2 separate regions of the Homo sapiens genome follow, and region 2 is linked to region 1. The links are chromatin loops, found by intact Hi-C in ENCODE. Cell type or tissue: breast epithelium. All regions are shown on one strand.

Region 1 (8,000 bases):
AATAATAATAATAATTTGAAGTAGTGAGGATATTTAACCAGTTACTATTTCTCTTAAAACTGTCTTAAAATTTGTGGGGTTTCTGTCCAGTACCCACCAAAGCATAAACGGGGAGAGAAGAAAGGCTAATATTAATAAATCATGCTAGGATTAGACTTCTTGCATTTGATAATGACAATATAGGCTGAGTTCCACCCTCTTGCACCTTTCTTTTGAAAGACGCTTATTTCTTAACTGAGCTTGAGCCACAGATCCTCGTGCCCTAATGGGACAATCTCTGATACTCTGGTTCAGGATAGAAGAGAAAGATTGATTAGAAAAGTTGTCTTCTCTGCAAGTAGAATCAGTAGTCTTGGGGTCAAGAGCGAGGCCCTGTGCTTGGTAAAGTATCTACTACAGAGCTTCTCTGCTAGGGGAGGTACATTCCAGAAGCCCTGGGCTGAGACTTACGTCTAAAAGAGTTGACCACTTGGTATGGCACTTGGATCCTGTGCTGAGTATCTGTGGGCTTCTATGGCCCACAGATAATCAGAAAAGAGTCATTCTGAAGAATGGAAAGACTCATTCTGAGTTTTTAACAGTTGACATAACTAATTGACTTTTAGAATACAAATCTTGCATAAATTGGAAATGACCAAGTCAGGTTACCCAAGTGTCAGGAGGTACTTTTCTGTTGAAGTCTTTTCCTCTAGGGATTTGATTATTTCTGTAAATCCAGCTACCCAAATAAAAGCTGTGACTGAGATGGGGATGAGCTGTCAGAAAATGCTTAGGGGTGGCCTTTCTATAGTGCCACAAATCAACAGTAGCCCTAAACACAGAGTCCTCTTCTATCCTTTCTTCAATGGGGAATTAAAGTAGGGAGAGAGCAGGTCATGGGAGAAGTAACAAAAGAGGAGGAGGAGGAGGAAGGATTCATTTTGAAGTTCAAAATCTGCCACTGCCCTTTCAATTTTTTCAAATAGCACAATTTCAGTCAGGGAAGGATCCCTTCATTTCACCCACTCCCTCCCAGGAAGGGGATTTTTTATGAGGAATGAGACACACTCTACTGCTCACCTTACATAAGACCCTTTAGAAGGAAAATAGGAGAGTTCCGAGACACCCAACTCAGAGGACTCAGTCTTGCCAAAATGCATGAATGTACATTCTCCCTGTGGAAAAGAAAAGGTGCCAGGTGTTCTGGGGATACCTGTGCTGAAACAACTAAACACTTGTTCTGCTGCTGTACTGCTGGCTGTGGTATGGCCTCAGGAGGAGAGGTGACCAATGTTAGCTCAGGGTACAGGCTCTCTTTTACCCTAGAGCCAAATGAGCATGTTGGCCTTTCTTCAAAGAGTGCAGCAAAGTGTTTCCAAAGCTGCGTTTGAACCTCCTCACCCGCAACAACACTTTGGAATGGTGGGTAGTGATCTCACCTAACAGCTGTAGAGCCCTTAGTTAGGAATGGGGCATAAACAATAGGAGCAACTCAGTCTTTCCATTCCCCATTCAATTTGCCTTTTCTGCCCAATGGTGGGATTTGAATACTGAATTCAATCCCGTTGCAATCCGGAATGCTCCTAGACTCAGACATATGTCAAAGGGGCAAGGTTCTCATAAAAATCACATAAAAATACGTGTCCCTATATTGCTGATAACCCTGAACTTGTTGGGGTGGTGGTTTTCTGCTTGTCTTGATTTGCTTAAACCATGCATGCTGCAGCTATGTCTATGTCTTTTGACTGCCAGCTTCCCTGTAACAATACTATTCTGCTGCCTTTGGATTCCACATCTCAAAAGAAAAATTTAAATTCTGAAAAGGAGTAATTTTTCATAATTTGGTGGGGGGCAGTGAAATCACAGCAATGCAATGAGCCCTAAAATATCCTCTCAAGTTTTAAAGAAAAATTGGACTTTGATTAAGGATTGGATTTCTTTGATTCTTTACATCCTTTATAGTTTGTGGATACAAATTATATTTGTACCCACATAATTAGGTACAAATGTGTGTACCTCCATTTTACTTCGAGTTGAAGATAGGGGATGTTTTTTCACTTGAGGAGTTGACCTCCTTTTCAGGTAAAGACAGCAACTTCAAACACCTTCCTGGGAGGGAGAGTGGGTGAAATAAAGGGATCCTTCCCTTTCTGAAATTGTGATATTTGAAAATATTGAAAGGGCAGCAGCAGATTTTGAACATCAAAAATAATCCTTCTTACTTCTCTTTTGTTACTTCTCCCCTGACCTGCTCTCTCCCTATTTTTATTCCCTACTGATGAAAGGATGGAAGAGGACTCCACGTTTAGGGCTGTTGTTGGTTTGTGGCACTGTAGAAAGGCCACCCTTGAGCATTTTCTGACAGCTTATCAACTTTCTTGAATGTCTTAGCCTGTTGCCCTTTCATTTTTAAAGGATACTGCAATTGGTTGGATCATGGCTTAAAAGAAAAAGTTGGGATTGATCCAGGCCTTGGAAGAGAGCAAATTGTCTGAAAAATTCTTAGCTTTTGTGGAAAAAAAAAAGAAAAAAGAAAAGACAAAAATGTTATCTGTTGCAAATCTTATACCCAGTTTAAAGCTACTAGTCAATGTTTATGTCCAGATTTTGCCATGAGGGTGAAATGGACCCCAACTGGATGAATTCCTGATTATGAGCACTGGGGATATGTCGCCAACGGAAGTTACCCATTCTTTGAATTTTCTGAGTCAGCACTCTTCCTAACAAGAAAGTAGTTGCTTCAGATTGCAAACCCCATCCAGGGTTTCACGTTCTTACTGTTGAAAATGGGTCTGGGGGTAAGACTCTAGTGACATATCCTTGACCATCAGGCTCTGAGAACCTCTGATGAAGGGGACAGTGCACATGAATGGTGACAAGCAAATGACTGCCAGAGACACAAGAAAAAAGCTTTGCAGATGCAAGGGAAGCTGGCATCAGAAATAATGCCATCGGCACAATCTTCCTCAACAACTCAACTGTGTGGGTGTGTGAATTTGCAGCATGCAACCTGCACAGCCAAGAGAGTACTGATTCCAGTTCCAGCCTCCCCTGCCCTGCTGCACACACATAGGGGTTTCGGAAGGATTTCCCACCCTTTGTTTTCTCCTGAAATTAAACACAGAAGTTCATGATTGCTGACCTGATGGGCGAGGAGTGGATACTACCAGCTGGAACATTGCCACTGGCAGGGGCAGACAAGAAAACAGGAATGCTCTTAATGTCCTCCCAAAGAAAACCTTTGATGGACAAAAGAGTGGTTGTATTTTTACCCTCTCCCTTCATGCTGCCAGGCGTCTTTAAATAGATCCTCTAGCCTAGGGACTTGTATGGAATAATTCATATTAAAACCCAAGAAGTGGTAGTGGAGGGGAATTGGTTCTTTCTTCTCTTTCTTTCCCTTTCTTCCTTTCTTTTTTTCTTCTTGTCAGGCTAACAGGGAAAGACTCATTTTAATTCAGCTGCTTTAAATTTTTCCTTTTGGGTCCTTTAATGAATTTTAGCTAATTTGAAAAAGACGACCAAAGCCCCCAGAAAAAGAAAAGGAATAGGAAGCCGCCTGGTGGCTTGCTGTTTAATACCTTTTGGTCCCAGGGACATTAGCAGCATCTTTTAAGGATGTCACAGGGAGGTTTACATTGAGGCTCTTAAATGGGAATCTCTAATTGAGAGGTCCACTTCCTTCCATTTGCAACTCATCAACGAAACTGTTGTTCTGCTCTTAAGAGACAGAAAGAAAGAAAGAAAAAATCCCGCCCCATCTCCAAAGCCCCATGCATTTTTTAGTTCGGATCAACCCAGAATATATTTCTCCCCTCTTTCTTTCACTAAATGGGTTTCATAAAGACATTCGGGTCTGTGCTGGCCAAATTAGAAGTCCTGTCTCTCTTTCTTTCTGTTTGGGGAGGGAGGGATGTGGGAAGGACAGACCGGGAAAGGGGGCAGGGAAGGGGCCAAGGATCCAGAGGGCTTTGTTTCAAGCCGCTTGTCTCTCCCCCGAAACAGAGAATAACCACATTTCTCTTAATGTAGGCCGAAGTGCATCCAGGCATTCCCATAGCGCTCCCACCCCAAGGCCTTTGCCGGAGATGTTCGGGTCACTGTGATGGTATGCTCGTTCCTGCCAACCCGGTCACTCCAGCCCCGCTCTCGGCAGCCCAAAGGGCAGCTAAGCCATGTGGCTGCTCCTCTCTGTGAGTGGATTCAGGCTCGGGACTACAAAAAGCCCCCCAGTCCTATCAGCCCGGCAGAGCTGGTGCCAAGAATGACATCCTGGGAATACTATGGAGATGGGGAGATCCCATGGGCTGTTCTCCCCGGATGGAACAGGACCCAAGCTGTCTGGAAAACAGGCAGAGCAAAGAGCCAGCTGACAAAGGAAGGAGCTCAGGCGAAGGGAAAAGGGGGCGGGCTGGGAGCAGTGGTGAGCAAAAGAAAAGAAAAGCCACATGCCACCCAGGAAGATTCCAGGACTGGCGGGAGGAGGTGGAGGAGGAAGGACTTGCAGGAAACAAGTACCCAGACATGGCACTGCCAGTCTAGCTGGATTCTTTTCTGAATTAGATTATGCGAAAGAAAGAAGGGAAATATATAGCCAGCCAGCTGTTCAAAGGCTTACAACCTTGCTTTTATTGTCCGGGTAAGTTGGTGAGGTGGGGCATCAGAGGAATTCCAAACATACCATCCCAGAGAAATTTTAATATGTTCCACAGTGTCATACACAAAGAGGAAATGACAGCTGATCACAGCCAGGGCAGGCCACAGCAACCCAGGCCCTGGAGCTCACCCACCCTGTCTCACAGCCCTGCTTCCCCGCTCTGCCTTAGCACTTCACAGTCTGTCCACCTGCCTTCCCATCCCCTCTGCTCCCACTGGCTGCTGGCCTAGTGCAGAGGGCCTGGGCAAAGAAGCAGTCACTGGCCGTCATGGGAAGAGGTGAGGATGGGCTCGAAGGCCGCTGGCCAAGAAGCTGAGGGCTGGCTAGGGTGAGTCAGGCACCCCAGGGAGTCAGAGGCATTTTAATCCAACCACGGGGGATTATCTGCTGATAAGGACCAAGTCAAGGACCCTGGTGATGCTGTTTTCAGGGTTTTTTTTTTCCCCCAGTAACCTAAACACGTGATAAAACACCATACTGGGTTATTTGAAAGCAACACTGTGTGGCTATGATGGAGACCTGGGTTTGGGGAAGAGTTTCCAACAGCTTCTTCCCAGGGGCCTCTTGAATTTAGGCCAGGCCCAGAGGTCATTTGTTTTGATACTGGGGGTGGGACAAGTAAGTGGTGAGGGATAGTGACTGCATCTTCCTCCATATGCATGTTTCTAATTCGATGATTCATCAAGTGGCCCTGATGTTAGCTACTGAGTAGGCGACTCACACCCATCCCCAATAGAGACAGCATATGGTCCTTTCCACAGGGTGCTCAGGAGAGCAGAGAAAGGATAAACTACTGTCTTTTTCCGGGATTCTTCTACCCAGGCTGGAAAGATCTAGCCGTGTTAGCTGTGCAAATGACGTGTACCCAGGATCTGGTGAAAAAGGCCAAAGGGGAATCCCTTAATCATAAATGGAAAGAAAACCCACTGATGAGTGAGAATCATTTCAAGTAAATCTAGAAACCAGTAGCTGTTTTAAATAATTCTTTATAACAGGAAAGTTATTGCCCACTTTACCCATTGGCAATGCCCATTTCAGTTCCAAAATCTAACTAGAGATGGCATATGGACTGAGAATTAGAGTATGGGACAATGTCTCATTCACCTTTGCATCCATCGGGACTAGCATAGCACTGGGCATCTAGAAAATGCTTAATAAATATTTATTTAAAAATTGATGAAATAAATAATTAACCAGAGAATAATAGTACTTGAATTGTGAGTTCTTAAAATAAAGATTGCTGGCCACCATTGGTGGCTATAATTCCAAGAAACTCACCACATTTTTCAAGGGCCCAGGAAAATAAATGAGTTGGAAATTGTTAAATGTATTGAAAAATGATTTATTTTTCCCTTGACAGTGTCATTGGAACTCGAATTAAGATTGAAAACTCCACAGGCACATTTCCATCTGTGGGTGTCAGCTGCTTGGTACACAGTCGTAAGAAGGCCTCAGCCAGTTCTCCCGTTACCTGAACCAAATGTATTTTAAAATAAATGATGCAAAACATTGCATTTTGTGTTCAAATACTCTCATGTAATGATCTGAATAATAGTCTAAGAAAATTGTTTTGATTCAGCTAAATGCTTTGCTAACCGCAGTTTTTTTAAAAAAAAATTACAATAAAATTTTACAGCAATGGAATCCATAGTGTCTTTTATGGCTTTCTTGACTAATGAATACCCCAAAGTTGTAAATTAACCTATTCAAATATCAGATTTTCATTCAGCGATGCTTATTGGGCTGGTTATCAGAGAAAATCAGAAAAGTTTTGCATAAACTGTGTACCAATTTGCAATGAAAACTGGCAAACAGGACCATAAAGTTTCCTTGAATTAGTAAGACTGATGAGAAGAAAATGAGCAGATATTTGCATCTGGTTTAAACGCTCAGTTGAGAAGCATTGTGCCGTCCCCGCTGTATTTGGTTGACACCCACAGCAACTCCCCATTTCAGTCATCTCTCTGTTTTCAAATGCACCTGGTATTTAATCTTATGTGTTGGGGTAATTTGCCAATGCCAGCTCCTTGTAATTAAAATACACTAATATTAGAAATGAAAAGAGACATGTTTCACAGCAGCCATATCTGTTATTAATGAGTTACAAAGAACTGTACAAGGGACTCCCATCTTGCCAAATAGCTTCCTTTCCCGCACCTGAATCTCAGTAAAGATGGGAGTCTGCCTCTCATGGAGGCTTATCTGGGTTTGTCTATTACAATGAGCCTCAGTTACTGGGCGTTCTGAGTCATTAACATTCTGTACACAATCAAACTTCCCGTCCCCCAAGAAAGAGTTATGCCCAGGCCTCCTACAGCTCAATTGTTCATTTAAAGAGAGAACTTGTATTCCAAAGTTTGAAAGAAACCTCGGAATATCCCGCAGGTAGGAGTCATTCCTACAGGTCCTGGTCTCTGTGCTGGTGGGAGCATCCTTTCCCGGTCACTCCTTGAACATCATGCTGCAGGGACGAGCTGATGACTAAAAATAACCCCCTGCAATAAGTCCAAGGCAAACAGCATGCATTTCCTCGGACTTTTTGCCCAATCAAAATCATACAGTAAATCCATCCTCATCTCCTCCCGGTGCTCCCCAATGCATCTATGGAAGCGAAGACCTGCACGCTGAAAGAAGAGTGCAAGGGAGCAGGATTCCTGCAAAGCGTGACACAGAAAGCTAGAAATAAATGTTGCCTATTGTTTGAAGTCATTCTGAGCACTCCGGCAGAGCCCTGGCAGGAGATCAGCAGCATACATAAGTAGTAATAAAAGTAAACAGTGCGCTTTTAAACTCGCAGTCTTGCCTGCGTTAATAGTGCCCCCATTGTAAGTGGGATGAGGGTGCTGGGGAAGATACTGGGCTCCATGAATCCATGTTGGCAAGTTGCTGCTTCGCAGCCCCCTTTCACGGGGTCAACTATAAGAACCATCACAAAGTTACATCTAACTACGCAGAGAGTTTGAAAAGAAAAATCTCTTTAAGTCAAACCAAAAGATATTTTCAAGCTTTTCTAGGAGGCTCCCTGCTCTGTCACAGACTTCAAAGACCCGTTCATTTAAGAAACACAATGCTAGCATGCTACAGATTAATGCAAATTAAAGTAATGCAAATTTAAGTGGTATTTAAAGGTTGTCTCTTTGTCTGAGAGGAGGATGAAATGCTCGGTTTGGAAAGAAGCGATTTCCTAGGCAAGCCGGCAGCGCTTGTTTTCCTGCTTACCTTAGGGGAACGCAGGGCTCCTTTCTTCTCAGACTTTTCTGAGAGCTAGAAAGAGGTCCTGTTACTTCCAAATGCTTTTGTTCTTCTGTCCCTCTGTCACATGGCTTGCCTTTTATATTTGCAACACACAAAAGTTAGGACTGTT
Region 2 (8,000 bases), 280 kb after region 1:
AGTGCCCTGTCCAAAGCCACAAGCAATTCTTTTACTAAGGAGTCATTTAGTTTCATAAAACTGGATGTGAACTCAATGATGAATAGGTGCTTTTTCTTACATTTGACTTTTTTCCTTTACTTGCCTTAACTTCAATGTTCCAACTCTAATTGATCATATTCTCTGTATTACTTTCACAGATGTGTATTAATAGAGGGCACAAAATGAAAGGTTTCTAAATACCTGCACTAGTGCATGGTTACTATCATCATATAGTCATAACACACAACATTCCAAACAGTGACTAGTCTCTTGACCCACAAGCAAATTCAAAGTGGTTATATCCACTGCTCACCTTGGGTAGCTTACTCCTCCGGAGGAACATTTTTAGAGCATCTCGGCCTGAGCTGTGTGGAAGCAATTCTTTGATTTCAATAGTATCATCACACAAGAAGTAATGCAGGATGAGTTCTCTACGGTCTCCAAACATTGAGACTGAGTCATCCCACAGGCAGAAGAAACACAAAATCTTGCCATGATACTGGAGGAACTGTTTCAGGGTGTCGAGGGATTCGTAGGGACGTAAGGGCTCTACGTGTTCTACAACCTGCAAATGGAGAAAATGTCAATAATAGTTGCAGGGTTTGCATAATCACTTCTAAGATATACACAATCAAGTGACAAATATATAAAGATATATTTTTGGTCAGGCATGGTGGCTGATGCCTGTAATCCCAGCATTTTGGGAGGCCAAGGCGGGAAGACTGCTTGAGTTCAGGAGTTCAAGACCAGCCTGGGCAACATGGCAAAAACACAACTCTTAAAAAAAAAAAAAAATTAGGCAGATGTGGTGTCACACGCCTGTAGTCCCAGCTACTTGGGAGGCTGAGATGGGAGAATTGCTTGACCCCAGGAGGTCAAGGCTGCAGTGAGCCATGTTCACACCACTGCGCTACAGCCTGGTCAACAGAGTGAGACTCCATTTCGAAAAAAAAAAAAAAAAAGAAAAGAAAACAAAAAAGATATATTTTTCTACAGATTATTCTGTGATTTTGTTTTTAATTTCAACTATGACATAGATACATACACATCTATAACCAGTTTTAACCTTAAGAACTGGCCGGGCGCGGTGGCTCACGCCTGTAATCCCAGCACTTTGGGAGGCTGAGGCAGGTGGATCACGAGGTCAGGAGATCGAGACCATCCTGACTAACACGGTGAAACCCCGTCTCTACTAAAAATACAAAAAAATTAGCCGGGCGTGGTGGCAGGCACCTGTAGTCCCAGCTACTCGGGAGGCTGAGGCAGGAGAATGGTGTGAACCCAGTAGGTGGAGCTTGCAGTGAGCAGAGATCGCGCCACTGCACTCCAGCCCGGGCGACAGAGTGAGACTCCATCTCAAAAAAAAAAAAAAAAAAAAAAAAAAAGAATAGAGACAAACAAGTTTGAGGAAGTTTTTCATATTAAACATTAATACACTAAACTATACTTCTGGCCAGGCGGGGTGGCTCACACCTGTAATCTCAGCACCTTGGGAGGCCACAGTGGGTCGATCACTTGAGGCCAGGAGTTTGAGACCAGCCTGGCTGTCTCTACTAAAAATGCAAAAAAGTTTAGCCAGGTCCGGTGGCAGGTGCCAGTAATCCCAGCTACTCAGGAGGCTGAGGCAGGAGGATCCCTTGAACCTGGGAGGCAGAGGTTGCAGTGAGCCGAGATTGTGTCACTGCACTCCAGCCTGGGTGACAGAGCAATACTCTGTAAAAAAAAAAAAAAAAAAAAAAAAAAAAAAAAAAAAAAAAAAAAAAAAAGATTAAAAAAAGAAAAAACTATACTTCTTTAATATTTTTTAAAACTGACTTTTCAAAAAGATTTAAAATTCTTATTTAAGAACAGACAAAACTAATCTACGGTGACAGAAATCAGAACAGTAATTGCCTCTGGGTAGGGAATTTGACCAGAAATGGGGAGAAAGGAACTTTCTGAGGTGGTAAAAATATTCTACATCTCGATTTTTGTGTTGGTTACTCAATTGCACACATTTTACAAAACTTGTTGACCTATATACTTAAGATTTATATGTTTGACTCCGTATTAATTATATCTCAACCAAATACATAATTTGTCTTTTCACTGGGAAATTCATATGTGTTCATAATTCTTACTCATTCAAAGATTTTTGTGAAGGTAAAAGGGAAGAAATATATTCACTGTTTTATTTCAGCTCAAAAAGCTTTAGGTATCAAGGATAAGAATGCCCCGGAGAAACAGGAGCACAGCAAATGGAGAAGGTCTTAAGGTCTGCAGAGCCTCTGCCTCGGCTGTCCTCTGTCCCAGGAACCACTAGTTAGTTCCATAGTCTTCTTGATGCAACTCTTCCCTCTATTTGCACTTTCGCAGCCCTGTCGTGGAGTTAAACTGCCCCCATTTCATCTGATGTAACCAAATAGGACTGTTATATAAGGAAGTGCACACTGACAAGGGAGATGTTATCCCAAATCAGGTTATACAATCTTTTTGTAAATTTTTGAAATTTCTATCTGTCGAGGGCAGTCTAGGTGCAGTCTTAACCCAAGACAGTGGGGAGACATGATGGCTTTCCAAAGACTCTTCAGTCTTATCTCTGATATTTAAATGAAATTATGGGACCACTATTTCAATTGATTGAAAAATGTTTCTTTGGCATTATGAGGCCTCTAAGAAAAGCATTATTGATAATATATGGGATTCTTTTCAGTCTAAGTTAAATTGTTTAATTTTAACTTTACAGTTCAAGACAGCAAACACTGCAGAAGTAAATGTATGAAAGTCAATATAGAAGCCTCTTATTAAACTCCTAATTTCCCAAAGATTACTATATTTATTGAAGAATTTTCTCCCTGAGGGAATAAATGCTAAAATGATGTTCCTACTCTGAAAGGAAATTATTTAAAACATTTCTTAGCTGTTCTTGGTATTTATTCTCAATTCCTGGCACAAAAGATCTTTTTCTGGGGGTGGCTGGCAAGATGGCCGAATAGGAACAGCTCTGGTCTGCAGCTCCCAGCGAGATCAATGCAAAAGGAGGGTGATTTCTGCATTTCCAACTGAGGTATCCGGCTCATCTCATTGGGACTGCTTAGACAGTAGGTGCAGCCCACGGAGGGCGAGCTGAAGCAGGGTGGGGCATCGCCTCACCCGGGAAGCACAAGGGGTCAGGGAACTCCCTCCCCTAGCCAAGGGAAGCCGTGAGGGACCGTGCTGTGAGGAACAGTGTACTCTGGCCCAGATACTATGCTTTTCCCATGGTCTTTGCAACCCTCAGACCAGGAGATTCCCTCAAGTGCCTACACCACCAGGGCCCTAGGTTTCAAGCACAAAACTGGGCAGCTGTTTGGGCAGACACCAAGCTAGCTGCAGTTTTTTTTTTTTTTCATACCCCAGTGGCGCCTGGAACACCAGTGAGACAGAACTGCTCACTCCCCTGGAAAGGAGGTGGAAGCCAGGGAGCCAAGTGGTCTAGCTCAGTGGATCCCCCCAGCAAGCTAAGACCGATGGCTTGAAATTCTCGCTGCCAGCACAGCAGTCTGAAGTCGATCTGGGACGCTGGAGCTTGGTGGGGGGAGGGGCGTCCCCCATTACTGAGGCTTGTGTAGGCGGTTTTCCCCTCACAGTGTAAACAAAGCTGCCAGGAAGTTGTAACTGGGCGGAGTCCACCACAGCTCAGCAATGATTTTGTAGCCAGACTACCTCTCTAGATTCCTCCTCTCTGGGTAAGGCATCTATGAAAGAAAGGCAGCAGCCCCAGTCACAGGCTTATAGATAAAACTCCCATCTTCCTGGGACACAGAACATGGGGGAAGGGGTGGCTGTGGGCACAGCTTCAGCAGACTTAAACGTTCCTCCTGCCAGCTCTAAAGAGAGCAGCAGACCTCCCAGCACAGTGCTCGAGCTCTGCTAAAGGACAGATTGCCTCCTCAAGTGTGTCCCTGACCCCTGTGCCTCCTGCTAGGAGACACCTCCCAGCAGGGGTTGACACCTCTTAAAGGAGACCTCCGACTGGCATCTGGAGGGTGCCCCTCTGGGACGAAGCTTCCAGAGGAAGGAACAGGTAGCAATCTTTGCTGTTCTGCAGCCTCCACTGGTGATACCAAGGCAAACAAGGTCTGGATTGGACTTCCAGGAAACTCCAGCAGACCTGCAGCAGAGAAGCCTGACTATTAGAAGGAAAACTAACAAACAGAAAGGAATAGCATCAACATCAACAAAAAGGATGTCCAAATGAAAACTCCATCCGAAGGTCAACAACATCAAAGACCAAAGGTAGATAAATCCACAAAGATGAAGAAAAACCAGCACAAAAAGGCTGAAAATTCCAAAAAACCAGAACACCTCTTCTCCTCCGAAGGATCACAACTCCTCGCCAGCAAGAGAACAAAACTGGACGGAGAATGAGTTTGATGAATTGACAGAAGTAGGCTTCAGAAGGTGGGTAATAACTAACTCCTCTGAGCTAAAGGAGCATGTTTTAACCCAATGCAAGGAAGCTAAGAACCTTGAAAAAAGGTTAGAGGAATTGCTAACTAGAATAACCAGTTTAGAGAAGAACATAAATGACCTGATGGAGCTGAAAAACACAGCACGAGAGCTTTGTGAAGCATACACAAGTATCAATAGCTGAATCGATTAAGCAGAAGAAAGGATATCAGAGATGGAAGATCAACTTAATGAAATAAAGCGTGAAGACAAGATTAGAGAAGAAAGAATGAAAAGGAACAAACAAAGCCTCCAAGAAATACGGGACTATGTGAAAAGACCAAACGTACGTTTGATTGGTGTACCTGAAAGTGATAGGGAGAATGGAACCAAGTTGGAAAACACACTTCAGCATATTATCCAGGAGAACTTCCCCAACCTAGCAAGACAGGCCAACATTCAAATTTAGGAAATACAGAGGAAACCACAAAGATACTTCTCAAGAAGAGCAACCCCAAGACACATAATTGTCAGATTCACCAAGGTTGAAATGAAGGAAAAAGTGTCAAGGGCAGCCAGAGAGAAAGGTCGGGTTACCCACAAAGGGAAGCCCATCAGACTAACAGGAGACCTCTCTGCAGAAACCCTACAAGCCACAAGAGAGTGGGGGCCAATATTCAACATCCTTAAAGAAAAGAATTTTCAACCCAGAATTTCATATCCAGCCAAACTAAGCTTCACAAGCAAGGGGGAAATAAAATCCTTTACAGATAAGCAAATGCTGAAAGATTTTGTCATCACCAGGCCTGCCTTACAAGAGCTCCTGAAGGAAGCACTAAATGTGGAAAGGAAAAATCAGTACCAGCTGCTGCAAAAACATACCAAATTATAAAGACCATTGATGCTATGAAGAAACTGCATCAATTAATGGGCAAAATAATCAGCTAGCATCATAATGACAGGATCAAATTCACACATAACAATATTAACCTTAAATGTAAACAGGCTAAATGTCCCAATTAAAAGACACAGACTGGCAAATTGGATAAAGGGTCAAGACACATCAGTGTGCTGTATTCAGGAGACCCATCTCACATGCAAAGACACACATAAGCTCAAAATAAAGGGAGGGAGGAATATTTACCAAAAAAATGGAAAGCAAAAAAAAGCAGGGGTTTCTATCCTAGTCTCTGATAAAACAGACTTTAAACCAACAAAGATCAAAAAAGACAAAGAAGGGCATTTCATAATGGTAAAGAGATCAATGCAACAAGAAGAGCCAACTATACTAAATATATATGCACCCAATACAGGAGCACCCAGATTCATAAAGCAAGTCCTTAGAGACCTACAGAGAGATTTAGACTCCCACACAATAATAATGAAAGACTTTAACACCCCACTGTCAATATTAGACAGATCAACGAGACAGAAAATTAACAAGGATATTCAGGACTTGAACTCAGCTCTGGACCAAGTGGACCTAATAGACATCTACAGAACTCTCCACCCCAAATCAACAGAGTATACATTCTTCTCAGCACCACATCACATTTATTCTAAAGTTGACCACATAATGGGAAGTAAAACACTCCTCAGCAAATGCAAAAGAACGGAAATCATAACAAACAGTCTCTCAGACCACAGAGCAATCAACTTAGAACTCAGGATTAAGAAACTCACTCAAAACCGCACAATTGCATGCAAACTGAACAACCTGCTCCTGAATGACTACTGGGTAAATAACAAAATTAAGGCAGAAATAAATAAGTTCTTTGAAACAAATGACAACAAAGACACAACATACCAGAATCTCTGGGACACAACTAAAGCAGTGTTTAGAGGCAAATTTATATATTTAGTGCTTATAAGCACTAAATGCCCACAGGAGAAAGTGAGAAAGATCTAAAATCAACACACTAACATCACAATTAAAAGAACTAGAGAAGCAAGAGCAAATAAATTCAAAAGCTAGCAGAAGGCAAAAAATAACTAAGATCAGAGTGGAACTGAAGGAGATAGAGACACAAAAAACCCTTCAAAAAATCAAAGAATCCAGGAGGTGGTTTTTTGAAAAGATCAACAAAATAGATAGACTGCTAGCCAGACTAATAAAGAAAAAAAGTGAGAAGAATCAAATGGACACAATAAAAAACGATAAACAGGATATCACCACTGATCCCACAGAAATACAAACTACCATCAGAGAATATTATAAACACCTCTATGCAGAAAATCTAGAAGAAATAGATAAATTCCTGGACACATACACCCTCCCAAGACTAACCCAGGAAGAAGTCAAATCCCTGAATAGACCAACCAATAACAAGTTCTGAAATTGAGGCAGTAATTAATAGCCTACCAACCAAAAACAGCCCAGGACCAGATGGATTCACAGCCAAATTCTACCAGAGGTACAAAGAGGAGCTGGTACCATTCCTTCTGAAACTATTCCAAACAATAGAAAAAGAGGCACTCCTCCCTAACTCATTTTATGAGGCCAGCATCATCCTGATACCAAAACCTGGCAGAGACACAACAACAACAACAACACAAAAAGGAAATTTCAGGCCAATATCCCTGATGAAGATTGATGCGAAAATCCTCAATAAAATACTGGCAAACCAAATCCAGCAGCACATGAAAAAGCTTATCCACCAAGATCAAGTCAGCTTCCTCCCTGGGATGCAAGGCTGGTTCAACATATGCAAATCAATAAATGTAACCCATCATATAAACAGAACCAATGACAAAAACCACATGATTATCTCAATAGATGCAGAAAAGGCCTTCAATAAAATTCAACACCCCTTCATGCTAAAAACTCTCCATAAACTAGGTATTGATGGAACGTATCTCAAAATAATAAGAGCTATTTATGACAAACCCACAGCCAATATCATACTGAATGGGCAAAAGCTGGAAGCATTCCCTTTGAAAACTGGCACAAGACAAGGATGCCCTCTCTCACCACTCCTATTCAACATAGTATTGGAAGTTCTGGCCAGGGCAAGAGAAAGAAATAAAGGGTATCCAAATAGGAAGAGAGGAAGTCAAATTGTCTCTGTTTGCAGATGACATGATTGTATATTTAGAAAACCCCATCATCTCAGCCCAAAATCTCCTTAAGCTGATAAGCAACTTCAGCAAAGTCTCAGGGTACAAAATCGATGTGCAAAAATCACAAGCATTCCTGTACACCAATAATAGACAGACAGCCAAATCATGAGTGAACTCCCATTCACAATTGCTACAAAGAGAATAAAATACCTAGGAATACAACTTATAAGGGATGTGAAGGATCTCTTCAAGAACTACAAACCACTGCTCAAGGAAATAAGGGAGGACACAAACAAATGGAAAAACATTCCATGCCCATAGATAGAAGAATCAATATCATAAAAATGGCCATACTGCCCAAGGTAATTTATAGATTCAATGCCATCTCCATCAAGCTACCACTGACTTTCTTCACAGAATTAGAAAAAAACTACTTTACATTTTATATAGAACCAAAAAAGAGCTCGTATAGCCAAGACAATCCTAAGCAAAAAGAATAAAGCTGGAGG

What was found. Peaks named below come from ENCODE experiments on the same cell type or tissue, not always from the same donor. Only the 100,000 strongest peaks of a DNase experiment are listed, where the experiment ranks them.
Region 2: it touches region 1 in a loop (12-fold over the local background); 13 of 110 quality-filtered maps call a loop at or near these places.

The regions. Positions count from the first base shown.
Region 1 is chrX:43,965,449-43,973,448 of GRCh38, forward strand. NDP (norrin cystine knot growth factor NDP) reads right to left here and starts at 7,942. Exons shown (of 3, transcript NM_000266.4): 1 at 7,856-7,942. NDP-AS1 (NDP antisense RNA 1) reads left to right here. Exons shown (of 6, transcript NR_046631.1): 5 at 4,012-4,172; 6 at 5,997-6,104. In breast epithelium, no CTCF peak of the experiment used is centred here; DNase peaks (open chromatin) are centred at 2,933 and 4,401; H3K4me3 peaks cover 1,262 bases; H3K27ac peaks cover 1,304 bases; H3K27me3 peaks cover 5,768 bases.
Region 2 is chrX:44,249,860-44,257,859 of GRCh38, forward strand. EFHC2 (EF-hand domain containing 2) reads right to left here. Exons shown (of 15, transcript NM_025184.4): 5 at 335-586. Among named protein-coding and RNA genes, the nearest start is that of EFHC2, 90 kb to the right of the region's middle. RefSeq lists enhancers at 2,753-3,606, 3,607-4,459. In breast epithelium, no CTCF peak of the experiment used is centred here; a DNase peak (open chromatin) is centred at 3,609; H3K4me3 peaks cover 1,249 bases; H3K27ac peaks cover 575 bases; H3K27me3 peaks cover 1,139 bases.